Regions from separate parts of the Homo sapiens genome. Here region 1 is linked to region 2. Evidence: chromatin contacts called from ENCODE Hi-C or POLR2A ChIA-PET data. All regions are on one chromosome and are shown on one strand. Each heading gives the region's core, a stretch centred on a gene start or an enhancer-like site at or near the end of the contact. The rest is flanking DNA. Distances are from core to core; before and after follow the strand shown.

Evidence for each region. A loop is a pair of places that touch in the nucleus more often than their neighbours do. ChIA-PET counts read pairs that join two places held with the same protein, here RNA polymerase II (POLR2A). Pooled maps may share reads with other maps.
Region 1: a map of endothelial cell of umbilical vein shows a loop between it and region 2 (6-fold over the local background). The contact joins two enhancer-like sites. A Hi-C loop is called at or near these places in 1 of 168 maps with a recorded cell type or tissue (endothelial cell of umbilical vein) and 5 of 50 pooled maps. POLR2A ChIA-PET finds 5 or more read pairs at or near these places in 4 of 52 experiments (H1, IMR-90, WTC11 and 1 more).

What each region holds. Positions count from the first base shown.
Region 1 is chr6:148,305,492-148,308,191 of GRCh38, reverse strand. It overlaps a transcript of SASH1 not described here. Among named protein-coding and RNA genes, the nearest start is that of SASH1, 36 kb to the left of the region's middle. RefSeq lists a silencer at 445-739 and an enhancer at 289-975. Within about 2 kb of position 1,336, at least 5 of the 41 ENCODE cell types and tissues checked have a DNase peak (open chromatin) inside an H3K27ac peak, as active enhancers do.
Region 2 is chr6:148,463,556-148,466,255 of GRCh38, reverse strand. All of the region lies in intron 4 of SASH1 (SAM and SH3 domain containing 1), which reads right to left. Among named protein-coding and RNA genes, the nearest start is that of SASH1, 120 kb to the right of the region's middle. Within about 2 kb of position 1,320, at least 5 of the 41 ENCODE cell types and tissues checked have a DNase peak (open chromatin) inside an H3K27ac peak, as active enhancers do.

The DNA.
Region 1 (2,700 bases), core at 87-2,586, 160 kb after region 2:
TGCATGCATACACACACGTACACAAACACATGTGAGACACCACAGAAGAAGTGAAAGAGGGACATGGAGGTTAGAAATCCAGAGAAAAAGATGGATCCAGAGATACCCAAGAAAGAGATCAAAAAGATAGTGAGGACACAGTGGCTGGTTATACTTCTTGCTTATCTCTATGGTAAACCTGTGAGTGTTCAGGCTGTCTCTCTTCCGTGTTTTCTGCCCTCATATTACCATAGATCTCCTGCTAGGATCATGGCGCCTCTTCAGTGCTTTGCACATCTTGACCATTCAGAGTCAGCTGAATTATTTCAGAAAAGAATTAAATAAAATATATTTGTCGTGCAAATATTACTGGAAAAGTCATCAAACCCTGAGCCAAGTGACCAATTAAGCAAAATTCTACTAAGTGATTTGCTTTCCACCAAAATAAAGCCAAGTTAAGTTGACTAAGAGGCTGAGCAGACATTTTAATAACCTAATTCAACAAGCAGCTGCCTAATTCAACAAGCAGCAGAAGGGAGATGACAGGTCATTCTGGTAGGGCTGGATTCTTAGGATCAGTCATACATCAACCTTTGAAGCCTGGGATCAGCAAGGGGTGGAATAACAATAAATACAATCAGATGCTTGGAGCCTTGGGGCAGCCACGGAACCTGTTTCATAAATATCTTGTTCCAGGAGGATGCTATTATTTAATGGGCTTGGCACCTCATTATACTGTAAGCTCTTTTAGGGTAGGGCTCCCAGCTTCCTCTCCAGTTGCCTATAAAGGTTGTGCTGGCCAGGTGCGGTGGCTCATGTCTGTAATTCCAGCACTTTGGGAGGCCGAGGCAGGCAGATCACGAGGTCAGGGGTTTGAGACCAGCCTGACCAACATGGCGAAACCCTGTCTCCACTAAAAATACAAAATTAGCCAGGCATGGTGGCACACACCTGTAATCCCAGCTACTCAGGAGGCTGAGGCAGGAGAATCGCTTGAACCTGGGAGGCGGAGGTTGCAGTGAGCCAAGATTGAGCCACTGCACTCCAGCCTGGATGACAGAGCGAGACTCTGTCTCAAAAAATAAGAAAGAAAAGAAAGAAAGAGACAGAGAGAGAGAAAGAAAGAAAGAAAGAAAGAAAGAAAGAAAGAAAGAAAGAAAGAAAGAAAGAAAGAAAGAAAGAAAGAAAAGAAAGAGAAAGGTAGGTTGTGCTGAGGATGTGACAAGCAGCCAGTTCTCTGGGTCACTCAAGGATGACTAAGAGGAACTGTCACCCTATATGTTTACAAATACCAAGGCCTGGTCATCTGACCCACCTCTGCTTGAGCACATTGCACAGAGTGAGTTCCTAGAGGTACATTCCCATTCCTGTGGCCAGGATGAAGCTCTCCCAATTCTTGAGTGCAGCTGGTTTCTGAGACACAGGGGTTCTGCATGGGCTGTTGGGTGATGTGTTCTACAGCCTCTTTCTCAGGGGGAAAGGAGGAATGAAGAAGAAAACCTGACCCTGTCTCAGCTCGGGAGAATCTTGTGTGTGTTTCTAGGGAGAGGAGACTGTGCGAATAGGAGGGAAAGACTGCTTCAATAAAACAAAAGAGGGGCTGTAAGTAGGAGTGTGGATGGATGCCTCCCCTACCACAGCAAGATTGAAGACTCCCTGGAGAAACTTAGTGTGGGTTGAAGTAGCAGCTGCTTTGAGAACACAAAATATTGGAAGCAGAAAGCAACCTCAGCAATAGAGGAAGTGGCAGTGGGTGAAGAGTCTTGCCAATCAACAAGAGTTTCCCTGGGACCCAGCTGAGGCCTGGAACCTTGGGGCTCAGAGGCCTGTGGCCCTGGCTGGAAGACTTGTGCTGGTTAATTTCCATCTTCCCCTCAGATCTATCTCTGCCATCTGTCCCTTTAGAGGCGGACATCTATAGATGGCATCCTGACTTCCTGGTTCTCTGGCTTCTTTTGGGTTGGGTCAATGGCAGAGAGAACAAGCGAGTGGAAAGAGAAAGAAGTAGGTAGGGTATTTATGTCTATTCTTACCTGTGCCCCCCACCTGCCAAAGTTTTAGCAGTTGCTACATCCCTCTAAGGCCAGGGATCAGTAGAGGTAACTCCTTCTTCCAGGGTTCTGTTTTCTTTTTTTAAAATTGTTTTAATTTTGAATTTTTATGGATACATAGTAGGTGTATATATTTATGGGGCACATGAGATATTTTGATACAAGCATATAATAATCACACCAGGATAAATGGGGCTCATCACCTCAAGCACTCATCATTTCTTTGTGCCATGGACATTCCCATTGTACTCCCTGAGTTATTCTAAAACATAAACGTTCTGGTACCTGATTTAACAACCGTTTCCTCGAATTTCTCCTTCAGACTTAAGCATAGGAAAGGCTTTCTGATGTTGCTAGTTTCTGGTGCGTCACTATCTTTGGTTGTTCTTTAATCCTGCCCACAGCTCTGTTAAATAGTCCCCTTATTTGACTCTTGTCAAACTCACTGGGTCTGCCAGTTGTTTAAATGCTGAATCCTGACTGAAAGAGAGATCATTTTCTTTTCTTTCTTTCTTTCTTTTTTTTTTTTTTTTTTTTTGAGTCAGAGTCTCGCTCTGTCGCCCAGGCTGGAGTGCAATGGCACGATCTTTGGCTCACTGTAATCTCTGTTTCCTGGGTTCAAGCAATTCTCCTGCCTCAGCCTCTCGAGTAGCTGGGATTATAGGTGCCC
Region 2 (2,700 bases), core at 71-2,570:
ATCAGGGGAGAAACCGCTAGAGAGGACAAGAGCTAGTTTTGAATTCTAGTTATTTCCCCTTATTCCTGTGCTGTGAATACAGAACATGTAAGGAAAATCTCACTTATCACCAAATTGTGCCAAAACATGGCTAGGACCTACTCTCCTTCCTCCTATCCACACAAAAATGAAAATACCTGTATTTACCTGCAAGGCTTTTAGGAGGTAGCCATTTCAAAATTTAAATCTTTCAGCCAAAATGTACTGAACAACGCACAAGTAAGGTACATGGATGAACACGAAGGAAGGGGAGCCACAGGTTAGAGACGGAGGGAGACAGGAACAAAAAAGCATAAGAAATGACGAGGGGGAAGGGGAGGAGAAGAATGAGGAAGAGAAGCAGCAAATGTAACATGCTCAGGGCCACGGGAGAAGTGGGAGCAAAATAAGAGCAAGCTAGTTGGCTGGGGACTGAGGCAGGAAATCCTTCAGAAAGAAAGAAGGGTTTCTGCTAAGTTTAGCTTCTTAATTTTTTTAAAAAATCTTACTGTGCTGTACTTTGCACTTCAAGTCATGGGACTGTGCAGCTGCCACCTTACTTCAGCGGGCTGGGGTCTGCAGCTGGTTAAACATGTTTTCTGTAAGGGGCCACCAGAGGGACAGGGAGCCCCATATGTATTTTTGTCCTCACCCTAAGGACTAGGGATGTCTTTTTTTTTTTTTTTTTTCTCCTGGAGACAGAGTCTCACTCTGCTGCCCAGGCTGGAGTACAGTGATGCGATCTCGGCTCACTGCAACCTCCACCCCCAGGTTCATGCGATTCTCCTGCCTCAGCCTCCTGGGACTACAGGCATATGACACTATGCCTGGCTAATTTTTGTATTTTTAGTAGACACGGGGTTTCACCATGTTGACCAGGCTGGACTTGAACTCCTGACCTCAGGTGATTTGCCCGCCTCGGCCTCCCAAAGTGCTGGGATTGCAGGCATGAGCCACCGTGACCGGCCAGGACTAGAGAAGTCTTGACCTAACTGCTATGGACCAAATATCCCCACCTCAGGATAAAACTTATTATGTAATAAGTGAAAACACAAATTGTGAATTTTTACTTTCCCTAAAAGTCATCAAAATACTTCAAAAAGTACACTGCAGAAAAATGTACGCTCCCACTGCTACACCATTAGCACAAAATGTGATTGCATTTTCCTCTCTGAAATGATGACTGACAATATTTTCACTATTTTTAATCTACTGTCTTCAAACTACCACACACTTTGAATAATTTTATCCTCCGGTTTGGACTTGGCCCAGGCATTGCTTGAACTTCCCCAGGATGCCAGCAGATGGCACTGTAGTTTCTTTATTCATCTTGCTGTGGTGAGTGGGATTTTGTTTTTAAAATTTCACAAGTTCACCACCTAGATGCTGGCCAAAGAATAACAAGCCCATGTTTCATAAGCGTGAGGCTCCCCAACTCATCAAATTTACAATCCTTTGAATTTTACGTTGAATCCAAATTCAATGTGTGAATTTGGATGCAGTGACTTTCTCCCTGCAAACAGAAGCTGGCATAGAAGCAGTGCAAAATGCCATCTCCTTTCTCCTTGAGAATGATTATTACAATTCATCCAGCAGGAGCAAAAATCAATGATATAACCCAAGTCCAAAAGTGGATGGCAGCAGGTGGAAGGGGTCATTTACTAATCTCCTGGTGGAAGAAATTAATGCTCAGACGTCAGCTCCAAAGAGGCCTCCTGGTAGTAGTACCTCCTTCCTCCAGCCAGAAGCCCCAGGCCTGAGGATGGTGGGCGCTGGAGCTGGATCTGCTCTTTGGACTCATCTTTTTCATTGTCAATGGGTAAAAAGTATGGTAACTTCAGCATGGATTTTGATGACCAGGAAGCAATAATTAATATTCTGCTGTGCTTTAAAAATCCATTTAAACATTTAATTATCATCAAGTATTGGATTTAAAGTCTCAGAACTGAACCTTAGCAAATATTTGTTCATCAATAACTCCTACTATTAAGACCCCAAATCTATCTGCTTAAGTGTCAACATTTTTCCTCAAGATCCCTAAACTGCTTTAGCTGTTCCTGAAGGCAAAATTCACTTAAGAAAATTCCTACATTAAGGAATTTATCAATCCCATTGAAAAATAAAAATAATTTAAGAGACAGTATCCCCAGAACTGGTTTCTTTCCTCCTACCTCTGTCTTTAACAAATTCTTTGTTAAATTGCTTTGTGTATTCATTTTCACTCATTCTTTCATTCAGTATTTATTTATTCACCTCTCAGTAGGAGTCAGGCATCCTCTGAGGTCCTGAGAACATAGCAATAAACAAGACAGATTCAAGAAGGGCGACTGCAGAGTCAAGGAGTGAGGAGAAGTTGAGGTGATGGGACAGAGAAGGCTTCTCTGAGCAGAAACCTAAATAATGAAATAACATTCACTTCCCCAGATGGGGAAAGCTGGGCAGGGGAACAGCAGGGGAGGGAACAAGAGGTCCCCTTTGGACATGCTAAGTGTGCGGTGCTTATTAAACATCCCTGTGCAGACAGTAAAGAAACAGTTGGACATGTGAGTCTAGAGCTGCAGATAAGAATTTGTAAGTGACTTGCATACTCTAAGCTCTGACTGAACACTACGAAGAGAAACATTATGAAGACTGAGCTCCAGGGCAACCCGATTTTTAGTGGTCATAAAGAGAAAGTGAGGC